Linked DNA regions of Mus musculus: region 1 is linked to region 2. A link is a loop called in an ENCODE intact Hi-C map of the cell type or tissue named here. Cell type or tissue: left cerebral cortex. All regions are shown on one strand.

Region 1 (8,000 bases), 95 kb before region 2:
TGTTATTCAGCAGGAGCGAGCTACCTGATGCAGGCCTTGAAGCTACTTGATGCCCCAGCATGCAGTAAAGTTCTGTAGGTCGCCCACTTTAATGAGCCGTGGAAAGCTGTATGGGGATTCCCTTCTCTGTTATTGTCCAGAGCTTAACTCTCTTGCTGGGACCAGAGTTTTCCTAACACCCCATTGGCTTGACTGTGCTCCTGATCCAGTAAGCTCTTTTTGGCTTTCACTTGCTAGCTCCAGCTAGATAAACTACTTGGAACTGCTTAATCGAATCTAGAGATTTTCTTATGACCCAGGGGTCACGGTTGGCCACATGGGCCCTGTGTAGGCATGGACACTGACTGAAAGTACTCAAATGCTCATGACCCTCCCTCAGACATTATACTGACACCTGGATGAAGGGCTGTTTTCTGACAGGCTACCATAGACTGTGTGGCTTAAATATCTTATGTCCCCTAGAGTTTTGGAAGTCAGAAGAGTGTTAGGAGGGCAGATTTCTTCTAAGATTCCTTTAGCTTGTAGATGGCTACCATCTCCTCATGTCTTCATGTCATCTTCTTTTGTATGTGTGGATCCTAACTTCCTCTTCATATGAGGACAGCAGCCATTGTGGAATCAGGCCCATCCCAATGACACCACCCTAACTTAATTACCTCTATAAAGGCCCTATCTCAAAATTCAGCCACATTTTTAGGTGCTGGGGATTTGGAGTTACTCCTCAAACCCAGCTTCCTTGGTCTGTCTCTGACCTGTGAGTCTGAGATCTGGGTGTGCTGCACCTCTGAGCCCCCACCCAGAACTTCGACAGTTATGTTTATATGCACTTGAAACTTTCAGATGATAATGCCCAACTCCTTCTTTTCACAGCATTTTCTCTTAATGGCTGTCAAAACTTGTTGGCACTAATAATTTTGGTCACCAAATTATACTATTTTCCTGGTAAAATAAAAAACACAAGAGAATGATGTGAGCCTCTGGGACCAATATAGGAGACTATGTCCTAGAAGCAGAAATGGCCCTTCCTAAGTTCAACTTGTGAGGCTCTAGAGCCCAGGAGGTGTGCACTTGGAGGGGATACTGAGGAGGGAGAGCAGTGCCCCTGTCAGTCCAAGAACAGTAGGGTTTTGGAGGAGGAGGCCAAGCCCCAAGAATAGGCGTGCACTTCAGAAAGGGCTTTGTAATGGGGCAGGGAATGTTGCTGGACAGTGGCCTCAACTGGCTGCTAGTTACGGCTTTGGGAGAGTCATCCATCCTCTCTGGACTCCACTTCTCTATAAACGAGAGAGTTTGTGGGACCGTAGTGCCAAGCTCTGTGCCTGGACCACATCACAAACTCAAAGGCAGGAGACCCCAGCATGGGGAGATAGGAGTGAACTGTGGGAAATACTGGGAGATTCGGGCATCTCAGGGGGTACTGAAATAACGTTAGCCTGAAAGCCTATTCAGAAATATCTTCTATTGAATTCCCCCTAACATGCATCTACTTGCTTGTATACACGAGCATACCTATACAAAAGGATATACAGACGTGTGAATATAGCTTTTACACTTCCATGTATACAGGAGCACATATGTCCCCAGACTTTCCCTCTACTACTGATGCACACATGTGCACAAAGTGTGTGTATCCCTCCCCAGATGTGAGAATATACAAACACACACTTATACCAGCACAAAAATATGGGCTGCCAGTTCCAGTTCATAGTAGCTGCTTCCCGTCATAAAATAAAACTCTGGATTCATCACAGTGTCGTCCCCAGTCCCTGTTCTCGAGTCCTCCCGCCATATAGCTCAAATTAAATAAGAGGGGGAAGACCTAAGCCCAGAGCAGAGAGCCACACATAGAGATCGCAATCACCACACAATGTTGCTGGTTGCAAGGAATGGATGTTGAGCACTGAATGTTAAAAATTGTGTTGAATTAGATAAGAAAATCCCGTGTAGACTTTGTTAATGATTCATAATCAGCTAATAAGCTCATCTTGAGGAGAATAATGATCCACGGACCTGTTGGCTCGTTTATCACTGTGTTTTACAACATTGGCAAAGAAACTAATTAAATCCCCGCATCATTACAGAGAATCCCTTTTAATAGAGATACAATGATGCACTAGAGGCTACAGATTACACTGCAAATTGTACCAGGAGATTTTGGACAGCGGGTTTTAATTAACATGTGAGCCAGAAGCAGCTCGTTTAAATAATAACCGGGGCTGCAACCATCTGTAAAACCGAGCCAGCCAGTAGGAGGAGGTGGGGAACTGAGGCCCTGGGAGGCAAGGGGAGGGTTGGCTGGGAGCTGGGAAGTATTTCAAAGTTAGGGCTCCGGGGGCCAGGAAAGAAACTGAGGCAGGGATCAAACTATATATGGGGAGGTACAAACTGTAGCCACATCAGCTTTCAGAATCGGAGCAGTTGAAGGACCACATCTCTAGCTAGGGAATCTCAAGGCTGGGTCTTCATCCATTGTGACGGAAGGGTCAGGTGGTCTCCTGAGAAACCACTCCCTTCCCATTTAGCACAACAGCCTTCAGAGAAGCCATGCTATGAATGAGCACCTACTGTCTGGAGCAGGTTCTCTGTCTGATCGGTGGCTGGTTCAGCAAGTTGCTGAAACTTGTCTTAGGGCAGGCTGGGTAGGTGCCCTGACAGGGACCCACTGCTTTAGATTTTACTTTGGAGTAGGAGCACACTTAAGGGGCACAGCCTTGGACTCCAAGGTTCTTCTGAAGGCTGGCTTTCAGAGTGGAACGTCAGACTGTCAGCCAGAAGATATACAGAAAGCCAAGTGCACATGAAGGTAGATGGGCCAGGGACGGAGCAGGAAGCTGCTGGCCATGAGTGGCATTCGCCTCCTTGGAAATGCAGCCAATCCATGTCTCAGAGACAAAGACTCATCTCCATGCAGGACGTTCTCATGGAGGGAGTTCCTAAGGACGCAACATTGTCTGAGTCACACAGCAACTGCTTGGCCTTAGTTTGAGCTACTTGTCATTCATTTGTCTTGGCAGTCCCAAAGCCTGGGTGCTTATATGTTTCCTCTTCAGGACTCTTATTTTCCTTCGTCAGTGTTGGGATGGCCCATGGCTATGATCCAGAATCATTGCCTTCAAAGTAGCCTTTCTGACAGTTGTGGGGGAGATCAAGGCAGAAGGTGGGAAGGAGTTCTCCACGAGTTCATGTTCCTCTCTCAGAGAAAAGAAGCTGAAGGCTCCTTCCACTGTGCCTTGTATATTACTCTTTTATTTTTTTTAAAGATCAGCAGCAAAATGATTCATAAAACCTTGGAAACGGGTTTAGCGTAAAGCCTCAAAGAACAATAGCTCATTGTGCTCTGAGACTCCCACCTGATGTTCTGCCAAAGGCGTGACACAGGCTCCTTCTGAGGGAGCTGCACCCCGACAGTCACTCCCAGCTTGCACTATTCCTGGGCTTCCATGGCAACACCAGGAGCATCGGCTCACGCTTGCTCGGCTAGCCTCACTAGCTGGCACAGAACCCTGGGTCCAGGCCTCAGGACCATCCCCAGCCTGGGATGTTGTTGGTAGGTGGGACGTCACTCCTACCTAACACCATGCACACAGGTGCACCTACCTATACATGCTAAGTCCTTTATCTTTGCACCTCTTGAAGCTGAAGTTCTGCACCATCTGTACTGCCTACTCCTCTTAGCCCCATCTGGCTTGGCAGCCACCTGCCTGATGTCATTTTCTTCTGTCCTTGCATTCCGTCGTGTGGCAGAGGACATAAACAATCAGATTAGAAGTCAGAGGCCACAGAGTTCAATATCCTCTCTTTTGAGAGGATGAAGAGGCGTGTGTACAGAGGGGGGAGGGGCCCATCACTCTACACAGCAGTGTGGCTTGGGACGCAGAATTGGTTTTCTTTCTTCCAGGCATGTATCACTATCCTGCATAAAAGATGGTCTCTTGTCACCTGTTCGGTTGCACTTTGAAGTGGCTCAGTTGTTTCCCATGTGGTCTCTGCTTCCCATCGAGCCTCCTTGAGCAGCTCTCCCAACCCCAACAGGGTTGATGCTGGCACCTGCTTTCTGAGCTGTCAGAACCTCTGGCACTGCCTATGTAGTGAGTCATATTTGAGTGCTTCAGATCTGGGTGGGGGAATTGTTCAAGGTTAGCTGGTCTCCCTCACTCATTCTGATGGGGAGGAAAGGAAGGCCCTGGGAGGTGGAGAGGAGTGGCTGGAGGGATTTGATCAGTGGCCCAGCTCTTAGGAGAACAAAATGTTTGAAATCAGAAATAGCTTTGGTGAAAGAAATAGCTTTCGGTATTAAAAAGTTGGGATAGAGGTAGAACAGGTGTCTTCTGGGTAGACTGTGCCCAAGCCCTATGTGGAGACAGGGGGCGGCCATACTAGCTTTCTTTATTTGGGCACTTACAGATCATCGGTGCCTCTTATTTCTCCTAATGGTGCCCAGGAATGATCTGCATTTCTAATCAGCCCCATCTCCACCTTGCAGCACAAGCAGGAAGCTGATGATATCTTCGTCTGGAGTCAGTGAGATCTGGGTTCAAATCCCAGCTCTACCCCTATTTCAGCCTAGCAAGTCTACTAGGATGGGTGGTGTGTTGGAGATGGCTTGTAAAAACTGCTAATCACATTTTAAGAATTTGGTAAACCAGCCATTAAATAAGGCCATTGCTGAAGATGAACTTACATAAGATTATGATTACATAAACCTTGTTTCTGGTCAGCACTAAAGCAGCACGTGATGTTTCTAATCATTTTACTACTGATGGTATACAGCAGTGGTTCTCAACCTTCCTAGTGCTGAGACCCTCTTAATACAGTTCCTCATGCTGTGGTGACTGCCATAAAAACTATTTTTGTTCCTATTTCATAACTGTAACTTTGGTACTGTTATGAGTTGTAATATAAATCTTTGATGTGCAGGAGATCTGATAGGTGACCCCTGTGAAAAGGTCATTCAATCCCATAGGTTGAGGAACCCTGCTCTAGAGCTCTCCTCATCCTGATTGTATCGGTTTGGTTTGAATGGCAAGAATGCTATACAGCAGCGCGCTACCCACATACCCAAGAAGCCGGTGGCACAGAGATGGAACCTTGTCCTTTTGCCTTGACATCAGCTGAGGTGGAAGGCTTCAGATTGTAGGAAGCAGTAAACATTGCTTTGAGATGTGAGCATTATTTTCTTTAAACTTTTATTATGAGGATGATTGTGTATGTGTGTGTACGAGTCCGTAGACACACGTGTCACGGTGCACATGTGAGAGGCAGAGAATGACCCGGTGGAATCAATTCTCTCCTCTCCACCCTTGCACTGATTTCTGGGATAGATCTCAGGTAGCCAGGCTTGCCCGGCAGAAGCTGTTGCCCGTTGAGCCTTCTCGCTGGCCTGAGAATCGTCCTTTTTGAGAGTTGGCTGTTAAATACTTTGTCACTTGCTCTTAATAGTATGTATTTCCATTGGGAGGGAATTCTTGTTTGCAGAGGAGGAAACAGCCTTACGACAGGAAGTGGTATCTGCAACTCACGTGGCTGGCAGGATTGTGAGCCAGAAACGAATTTCACTGTGTCTTAGAATTCCAAATTTGGCCCTCTATTTTTTTCTTTTAATTTAAATTTTTACCTTTTGCAATGTGACTGCCCTGCTATCTCTCTTCAGGCTCTGGCGGGTCTTCAACAGAGCAACAAGGTGCAGGGGGCTTGGCTTGGCTGTAGAAAGGTGTCGGGGGAGGCAGAAGCTCTGTGAGGCAGGGCATGCTGTGGGAGGGATACCTGCCTGCCGGGGAAGAAAGGCAGGATTTAAAGCCCGGCTCTGCTGCAGCCACCTCTGCAAATGCTTGAGCAGCCGCCCACGGCCTTGGGTTTCTCCCTCCTTTTCCCTCTGTGGCAGGGATAACACCACCACTCACCGTTGGTTTGAAATGTAAATGAGTGAACCTTCCGTTCTCAAAGTACCCAGAGTGGAGCTGTACATAGCTTGGAGGAAAAAAAAAAGGCTCAGCTCCTTTCTGTCTTCCCCGTTCCTGCCTTCTTTTCCTCTTGATGAAGATTTTTCAATTGTCAGTCAGTCTGACCACATCGACGTGTCTGGAAATATTCCCCTCTAAAGGTAGCATCGTTCATTTCTGGGCCAACTGTCCGTCGAGTTTTTGCTCCCCATACTGGGAGAGCTTGGATCTTCCCTCTGGTTGGTGGGATCCAGGGTGTTGCACTGTGTTCCAGACCCTTGAGGTACTAAGGATCTCACTACCCAAGATGCCAGAGGCTTGAGAAATGAGCACCAGCTGTGCTGGTTTTTTTGTTTTTGTTTTTGGTTTTTTTTTTTTGTTTTTTTTTTTTGGTCTCTGGCTAAGATCACCTGAAGAGCAGCAGATGTGAGGCTTGGTGGGGTAGCATAATTAAGGCTGACCCCTGTTTGCCACAGAGAAGAGAAAAATCTGCTCTCTTAGGTGAAGATGGCCTTTGGGAATGAGGCAAGGGAAGACTCAACTCTGGGGCAGGGCAGTGCTGTTAGCTCTTGAGCTGAGTTGATCTTGAAATCCCAACAGCCTTTCTGTTCCATTCCTCCCAAAGGCCTTGCGTTCATCAACAGTGTCTTGTCCCCGCTTCCTTGTAGCCCTTCACCCATCTCTAGATTGACAACTTGAAGCCCCATGCATGGTCCATGTCTTATAACCCCTAAGCAGCTTCAGCCCTAGACCCGCAGCTCCCTGCTCATCTTGGATTCTGGGAAACTCACTTGGCTATTTCTTCTTGGGCAGAGCAGACAGCTCTGCCAACTGTGTTGACTGAGTGGTTACTGTGAGGCCCCAGCCAGGAACATCACAAATCCTTTTGTTCTGAGTGACGTCTCTGACAGTCCAAGTGGGACTGCTCTGACCTTCTCTGCTCTCCTCCAGGCACCGGAGACAAGTGTTATCTCTTGGTCTTCTCAGAGAACAAAATAAGGAGTGGCAGAGCCTTACTGTCCTCCAGTTCCGAGCCACAAACGCCAGGGCAGAATCTCTCTCTTGTTCTGAGGCCCAACCCTCTTCCTCTGTAATTCTCTTCTCACTGCACCCCTGATCCCGCTGGGACAGTACTCCATCAGTCACCTCCTTTTCTTTCATTTCCCATCTTTCCCTTTTGGCTGACATCTTTCTAGAAACTTCTGGATGTGTTCGGGCCCCCTGACCCCCTTGAGTGACTGCTCTATCCGTCTCCATCACTCACTTGTCACCGCTGCCGTTTCCTCACCGCCCACTCCTTCCTTAATCCTTGTGCAATCTGGCTCCCGCCCCCCACTTCTCTATGGAAACTGCTGTTCTCATTTCACTAGCAGCATCCTCACTGGATTGAATATGTTCACAGCTCATAGGAAGCACCAAGAGAGGGCAGACTTTCCTCCCGGCGCTGGGTGAGGTACCGAGGAAGGTCAAGGCTGATAGCAGATTCACTCACAGGGAGATTGGGTTTCAACCAGTTGGCCGCTGTGTCCTGTGCCCAGCGATCTTTGTGTAATTCCATTGGGTTGACAAGCAGATGTCCTCTCTCAGTAACACTCCAATTCCCCATTGCCATCCTACCAGTTTGCATTTCTTCAGGATTGCCATCCACATAACCACACCCATGACCACACTGTTCACAGGCTCCTCCTCCTTTTCACCAGCCCCTCCCAGGGAAGATCAATTGATCAGCGGAGCTGATCGATCAATGGCTGCTTGACCTACTGAAGAGAGTTCTACTGAAGAGAGACCTACTGAGGTGTTCCTCAGCCTCTGTCATATAGATTCTGATCAGAACCACTTAATAGGTCAGCAAGGATGAAGCCTTGGCATCAAAACAGGATTTGTTCAGCTGACTTTTAGGCAGTTGAAAAGCGCGTGCTTTCATTTTTTTCAAACAATATAGCACGATTTAAAACTATACCTATAAGTTGTCTTTCCCTACTACCGTACTTCTAGCGTCTGAGGGATTCTTTCTGTCCTCAGTGGATCCTCACTAAATGCTGAATGAGTGGACAGACCCAT
Region 2 (8,000 bases):
CTCTGCCTGGGCTGCCAGTTAGTATGTGCACAGTGCTGGAGTCATCATTTCCCCCCATTGATTAGCTGTCTGCCCGCAAAGTTTGCAGAGGAACAAACAAGGACTCGGGGAGATTAGCATTCAGCGAGTCCGCTGGAGTCCAAACTACAGACACCTGCGTTTTCACAGCCAGAGATCCAACACACAGTCAGCCCAGAAACAAGGACACAGGGCAATTAGCATTCAGGGAGACCACTGGGCTCCAAACCACCACCCCTGTCTTTTCACACCTACAGATCCTGTACAGACATAGCTGGCCCAGAAACCTAGAGAAGCAGGCACAGCTTCCTCACACCTACACCAGGTATAGAAAAGACGTCTCCCACCCCAACCCGCAGGCTTACCCAGCCAGGATCAACATCTCCTTCAGGGAATCTGGAACCTTCCCATGAACATCATTTGGCCACATCCTCCCTGTAACTTTTCAAGGAAGATGAGCAGGTCCACATTTTAGAGTTTTGTCTTAGAGGGGATAAAAGACTCCTCCAAGATCGTACCAGCTGAAGATCGTACCAGCAGTATAAAAGCCCAGGATACTCAAAGCTAAATTCCTTGAATTTGCAAACCCCATTTTTATCCTGTTAATTCTAATGAACTCAGTGTGACTTTAAGTCAGGGCTTCCCAGCAGGGGTTCTGTGGACATTTGGGGCTATAGTTCTTTGTAGTGGACACTGCTCTGTGCATTGCAGAATACACAGAGCGCTTAGTGCTTCCTGGCCCTCACCCACTCGATGCTGGGCACCACTTCCCTACGTGGTGATACCAAAAACGTTTCTAGCTGGCTCCAGAGGGGGCAGGGAGAGCAGAAGCAACCTCGCCTTGAGAACTGCTTTGGACATTTCCACCCCTTAAATGTAATCCACCTGGGGGCAGGGGAGACTGTTTTCCATGCAGGGAAGTCTGGGAAGATAACAAAGGCTTTGAAAGTCCCTGCTTGGCAATGAGAACAGAAATGTAGCTGGGCAGCAGCTAGAATCTAGCTGCAAGATGAGAGGCCCTCGTCTGCCACGTGCAAGGCTCTGTCGTCTATAAGGAATACAAGGAGGGCATTTTAAAACAAAAATCCAGGAAACATATGGGAGAAAAATACATCCTGGGAAGTTAATCCAACAAGCCCCTCTCTTTTCATCTGCCCTCCAGTATTCCAGGCTTCTTCTTTGCCTGTCTGTTCTGAGTTCCTCTATTTAGTCTGCAACTGTTTTCTGAATAAGCTTGAGCAAGGCTGCCCTTGGAATAGAGGTGCCCATGCGTCCTCCCCACTGGGCAGAGGAAGGGACTCGGAGGCTCACTTCTGTCTCCACAGCCCACACAGCTATGGCATGTCTCTAGACTCCAAGGATACGTTCCCTGCAGAATCCTAGTGAAGACACAGTGGACCAAGGGATGTAGAAAGCACTTTATACCCCGCCCATGTGGTAGCTATTGCTACATGATGACTGCTGGGCAAGGACAGAAACACCAGTGGTATTTAGCTGTGAGTGTTAAAGGGATTTGGATAGGGGAGCCACGGAAAAGAGGATGTTGCAAATAACCAGTAGTTACAATGAGATGTCCAAGATCACTGGTCTTTAAGGAAATGGAAATTAAAACACTGAAAAGCCATGAGTCACCCAGAAGATGGCTACTTAAAAAACAAAACAAAACAAAGCAACAACAACAATCAAAAACCAAAAACCTAAACTTGAGTTTTTCCATCAGAGAACTGGAGAGGGTGTGATGACACAACTATACCCACGTTTTCTAGGTGAGCTGTGCAGGATCCTCTTGGGAAAACAATATATCTATAACTAGATGAACTAAGTGCTTACCATCTGACTCCGAAAGCACACATCCATGGCTCTTTTGCTAAGAAACAACAGTGCAAGTATAAAAGTGTGTGTGTGTGTGTGTGTGTGTGTGTGTGTGCGCGCGCGCGCGCGCCCCCACACACATGCGTGCTCATTGTAAGATGGAAAACAATATTGATTAATGTGTGGACTATTACGAAGCCATTGAAATGGATTACATATGTGATTGGCATAACAATGTCTTTCCAATAGTATAGTTACTTTAAGAAGGAGTCATACATATGATATGATCTCATTACAAATCCAAAGATGCCCTAGATGTGTAACTATGTGAATGAATGCACTAGTTTGAGCATCAAGGGAAGTATTGAAAGTTGCAGACACAAAGCAAAATATCAGTCACCCAAGGGGACACCAAAGTTAAGGAGATGACAAAGAGGGAAAGGGGGAACATGAGCTCTTTACCCCCCTGTCTCTCTGTTTTTTTGACTTGCTCTGATGAACACTTGGCTTGCATAATGGGAAAGGGTTAAGGGTCAGATTGAAGAAGAAAAACAAGGCTATAAGAAATCTAGAGATTTCTCCCACGGAGCAAGTGGCCAGGGGTCTTGAAGGCTGAAGCGGGAGCAGACTTAGGACCTCCTAACAATTGAAGTAGGAGGAAGGGGCCTGACCCTGTGATGGGAACTCCAAACTCTAAGCCATGGATAAATGTGTTTACAGAGGTACATAGAGCCTAGGAAGGTATCACCAGCCTGACCCGGGAGGGCTTAATCCCAATGAAAAGTTGCCCATGGACTGTTTCTAGGGACTGCAGAGACAAGGATGACACACAACCAGGCCATCCTAGCTGTAGGCATTTTACTGTTTTAATTTCCAGTTCCTTAAAGACCAGTGGTCTTGGACATCTCTTCATAACTATTGACTATTTGCAACATCCCTTTTTCGGCGGCTTTCTTATCCAAATTCCTCTTTAGATGTATCCTTTAATGCTCACATCTTATACCACTAGTGTTTCTGTCCTTGCCTGGCAGTCATCATGTAGCAATAGCTAACACGTGGGCGGGGTATAAAGTGCTTTTCACATCCCTTGGTCCACTGTGTCTTCACTAGGATTCTGCAGGGAACGTATTCTTGGAGCCTAGAGATGTGCCATAGCTGTGTGGGCTGTGGAGACAGAGTGAGCCTCCTAGTCCCTTCCTTTGCCAGTGGGGAGGACGCATGGGCACTTATTCTCTCCCAAGGGCAGCCTTGCTCAGCCTTATGCCAGAAAACAGGCCTCACTGTGGAGAGAGAGACCACACAGCGAGTGGGTTTTAACTATAGAATCCTTGGCCTGCAGATTTCCCCAGCAGCAGCCGTTTGGAGGGGGAGCCTTTTAATAGAAAAATCACAAGGCCTGTTGGAAAAGCTTCCTGCTTTGTCTTTAGCATGAAAGAAATGCAAAGGTGATGAATTAGGCAAATTGGTCCACGTCAAGTTGTATCCATCAGAATGATTCAGAGCCTGGGATGAGCAATAGTCATGGGGAACAGCGGTTACTAAGAGTAACCAAATTAGCATTACGGAAGAAGACAAAGGGAAAGCTGGCAGCCAGCAGGCACCTGGGCCTGGATCTGCCCTCAGTCTTCTGCCGGGAGCCTACTCAGGGCTAGGCAGTCACTACTAGAAGCATCTCCGTGTGGACTGAGAGCTTTTTACCAGATCAAGGAGCACACCCAGCTGGCTCCTTCTTATCTCTTCCTTGGCACATCAGTGGCACGGAATGTCTCGTAGCTTGGCAGAAGCTCTGAGAAGGGGCAAGTCTCTGAGCATCACCATCCCATAGCTGTGAGGTAGCAGACTGTGGTAGAGACAAAATGCCTGAGAAAAATCAGCTTTGGACAATGAGTCCTTTAGTTTGCCGCATGGTTTCAGAGAATTTGGTCACTTGGTCCAGATGCTTCAGGTCTGGGGCTGGACTGTCCAGCATGGATGTAGGAGTGTGAGCTGGAAGGACATGACTTTCCACTTGAGAACCAGGAAGCCAAGAGAGAAGGGAAGAGGCCAAGGTCCCAGTACTTCCCTCAAATGCCCATCCCCAACGACCTACCGTCTTCCTGTTAGGTCCCATCTCTCAGTAGTACCACAGACTGCCTCCAAGCATTTGAGACACAGGGGACAGTTAAGATACCAACCATAACTGTTGTGAGGGATCCACCAGGACTACTCAGACACAATTTCGAGCCAATAGAAAGTTTTTATTAGCTGGCTAACGACTACCCTGGGTGTTTGGGACTCCAGTGCAGTCTTGAGTCTTTCTCAGGGTGATCTTTCAAGCACAAAAACCATATCCTGTGTTGACACACCTCAGTTCTCAAGACCAGTTAGCCAGAGAGGAACTACAGAAGCCAAAGAGCAAAGCCCAGCACTATAGATTGGGTGGATTCTGCTTTAGCAGAAAAGATTATATAGATTGGCACTGCCAATATGCTAGATTCCATGGCCTAAATGGTACTTTCATGATGGTGTCAGTTGTGCTAAGGTCTAGGTACCTGGTAAGTAACAAAATCTAGCTTTCAACTTAGTGGAAATCTGAAACTCAAGTCCCTATAATTTGCCACCAAACTTTCATAACACACACACACACACACACACACACCGCCCTTCCCTCCAGCCATTGGCAGTGAAAATCCAGAACTAGATGCTTGCAGAGGGCAGAGGGTGGCACATAAAATGGCAAGTAGCTCACAGCTCTGCAGCCCCTCCCTGCAGACATCCTCCCGCCCCTATCCTCTCAACCCCATCTCTCATCTCCCATCCCCCAGCCCCCACACTCTCACCACCAGGTTGCCTGGTATTCCGGAGCAGACCTGTTCCCTTCTGATGGCTAAGCTTAAGGTACTTCTCCAGTCCGGTAACTCTACCACATCCTATCCTGGCTGCAGGGCCCAGGGCAGCCCCCAACCCATGAAGGACACCAATCTATAGCGTAGCCACAAAAGGAAAGCTGGGCAGATTTCACCTGTATCCACCAGTTGGGCAGGAAACAAAGAGGCACAGAAGCTGCCTAAAGCCGTGTGTGCAGCCGAGCCTGCATTGCTCGGAGCTGCCGTGACGAACAGCTGTACACTGGCTCTTTAAAGCAATGTGGACTTACCAAGCCAGAGGTTGTAAGTCCAAAATCAAGAGGCCAGCAGGGCTGCGCTTCATCAGAAGGTCTGGGAGGAGACACTTCCGTTGCCTCCTAGCTCATGTTGGCTGCTGCTGTCCCTGGATCTCTGACTATAACCGTATTCCTCTATATTCCGTCTCTATCTTCACACGACCCTCTTCCATCTTTGTGAGCTCTGAGTATTGTTGTGTCTTTTCTTGTATTGAGTTTGGTACTCACTCAGATCATTTTAAAGAGATCACATCCCCAGAGACCCCACTCAGGGGCTGGAGGGTTGGCTTAGCAGGCAAGAGCATTGCTCTTGCAGAGAAGCTGAGTTTGATTTCATTAGTCTGTCCATCGGGTGCCTTACAACCATCTGTAACTCCAGCATCCTCTTCTTGATTCTGCAGCCACCTGTAGGCACGCAAACCCACAGATACACATAATAAAACCAAATCCCAAATGTAAAAGCAAAGCCCCCTAGTTCCACATAAGTCACATAAGTCCAAGACATCTTTTTGTGGGGACAATCAGTCCATCTCCTCTGGCCATTAACAGTGTAGTAGAGCGCTATGAGCAACTGCCTTAAAAGTCCATCTAGCTACAGCCACTGGGATGCTAAGCACTCAAGAGGGAGTCCTGGGTAAACCTCACTTTCGCACCCATAGGTTCCACTCACATCTCCCAACATCCCCACCATCTGCCATTGTCTCAGATGGTGTGATGGTGTTATTCCTTGTAACCAAGATGAGCCATTAATAAAACTGAGTTTTAGCTGGGCCGTGGTGGCACACGCCTTTTATCTCAGCACTTGGGAGGCAGAGGCAGGTGGATTTCTGAGTTCGAGGTCTACAAAGTGAGTTCCAGGACAGCCAGGGCTACACAGAGAAACCCTGTCTCGAAAAAGAAAAAATAAAAATAAAACTGAATTTCTTTATTTTTCTCCCATACATTTGCCTCGTTTTAGCATCAAGACTCCAAGATGCCCCAAAGTTCCTTTTGTGGAAAGCTGAACATTTCTCTCCTGTGCTGGCCCGGTATTATGATTTTTTTCTGAAACAGTCACTTCCTGTCACAAGGATAAGTCGACTGTTCCCAAGGCATCCCGGAGAAGCCTGAAGTAGAGTTGTTGGTGCATGCTGAAGAGGCCTTAAGTGAGGCCACAAAGAAATCTGACTAGGAACACAGCATTCTTTGAGCCAGCCTTGCAAAGGCTGCCTGCAGTGAGGCTGGCCCCACCTGAGTCATCTCTGAGTGGGAAGGACCGGAGCCAGCTGTCTCTTCAGGCTGGCGGGGTTTGTATTTCTCTGCCAAAGTCACACTTCAAGCAAGTGAAACAGTCCTGAGTTGTTAGCTGGGGTCAGAGTCACAGCGCCACTCAATAGACTTCCCTCTCCCCAGCTGTCCTCCTCTGTCCTCCGCTTCCCAGGCTTCACAGGGGCCGAGGCCCTGAGGGAAGGCACATTGCATTCTGACTGTGTGCAAGAAGAGTCTATGTTCTGACACGATCGCCTCCCAGAACTGCAATTCTATTCATTCTATTAAAAAAAAAATTCCACCTATTACTGTGTATATTCAATGTGTGTCTATTAGGATTAGCGTGTGGTGGGTGGATTTCCCCAGCTTAAAGATTCCTTCAATCTCTCTCTCTCTGGCCCCTCCCAGATCTCAGGAGGCCTTTGCAGCCTAAATGGAAACCCCCAAAGTACCCCCAACATTATGCGCCCCAGGCTTTGGTGCACATGTGGACAGGCACGAATATCACCCAGCCTTTACTCCTTCAGAAGGGAGACCCACAACAGACAACTGGGAGACTTAGAGGCAGGTGGTGGCGGTTGGGGTGGGGGGAGCTGGCATCCTTTCATGCCACCCGTGTACCTTTAGGTCTGCTAGCCCCTGCTTGTGCTCCCTGCATCTGCACCTCCCTAAAAGGTCTGATCCTGAGCTCAGGTAGTAGATCAATGCTTAGAACTTAGCACCAACACCTTCCTGTTAGCCAGACTTTGACCTTGATTCTCAGGATATTATCCTCTTTCTTCCTTTTTCCTTCCTTCCTTCCTTCCTTTCTTCCTTCCTTCCTTCCTTCCTTCCTTCCTTCCTTCCTTCCTTCCTTCCGCCTTTTCTTTCTTTCCTCCTTTCTTTCCTTCTCTTCTCTTCTCTTCTCTTCTCTTCTCTTCTCTTCTCTCTCTCTTTCTTTCTTTCCTTCTTTCTTCCCTCCTTTCTTTCTTTCTTTCTTTCTTTCTTTCTTTCTTTCTTTCTTTCTTTCTTTCTTTCTTCCTTCCTTCCTTCTTTTCTCTCTCTCCTTCCTTCCTTCCTTCCTTCCTTCCTTCCTTCCTTCCTTCCTTTCTCTCTCTCTTTCCTTTCTTTCTTTCTTTCTTTCTTTCTTTCTTTCTTTCTTTCTTTCTTTCTTTCTTTCTTTCTTTCTTTCTTTCTTTCTTTCTTTCTGAGTCAAAACTTTCATTGAACCTGGGACTCATTGATTTGGCTATCGTGTTTGGCCTGTAATCTTCCAGGTATCTGTCTGCCTCTGCCTGTGCTGCACTGGGATTACAAACATGTGCTCCCATGCCTGATTCCCCCCACCCCATGGGTTCTAAGAATTGAATTCAGGTCCTCCTGGTTGTTTATCAGATACTTTACCAATTGAACTATCTCTCCAGCCCAAGTTTCCAATTTTTCTGAGTAACCCTGTCTTCCACCATAAAACCCCTAGACTAAGCTCCAGTTGGTTTTTAATGTCACCGTCTCCCAGTGACAAGGATCCCAATGAAACTCAGACCAGAAAACAGAGATGGGACCCTACATCCATAGTCCCTCTCCCACCCAAGGTTTGAATGAGATGGGGAAAGGGAAGGGCTACCACCCCCATTCTCACTCCCAGCTCTTCCTAGTCTTCCAGTCTTGCTTTAGTGACCTGGCACTGTACCCCAAGAGCAAACAGACATGTGGTCAGCTCCGAGGCCAGCTACCCTCACTGCTACTCCAAGCATTTCCTCTAGGGAATGCAGCATTGAGCACTGCCTGTCAGGATGATTCC

What was found. Hi-C counts contacts between places; a loop is a spot of excess contacts. Peaks named below come from ENCODE experiments on the same cell type or tissue, not always from the same donor. Only the 100,000 strongest peaks of a DNase experiment are listed, where the experiment ranks them.
Region 1: it touches region 2 in a loop (4-fold over the local background); 2 of 42 quality-filtered maps call a loop at or near these places.

What each region holds. Positions count from the first base shown.
Region 1 is chr4:124,396,403-124,404,402 of GRCm38, reverse strand. No RefSeq gene overlaps it. Among named protein-coding and RNA genes, the nearest start is that of Gm52719, 47 kb to the right of the region's middle. In left cerebral cortex, a CTCF peak has its summit at 7,361; DNase peaks (open chromatin) are centred at 4,024, 5,564, 5,856, 7,293 and 2 more places; H3K27ac peaks cover 1,520 bases.
Region 2 is chr4:124,301,360-124,309,359 of GRCm38, reverse strand. It overlaps 1700021L23Rik (RIKEN cDNA 1700021L23 gene), which reads left to right. Exons shown (of 5, transcript NR_166446.1): 5 at 5,931-6,525. Among named protein-coding and RNA genes, the nearest start is that of Gm12916, 5.4 kb to the right of the region's middle. In left cerebral cortex, no CTCF peak of the experiment used is centred here; DNase peaks (open chromatin) are centred at 3,003, 3,343 and 6,208.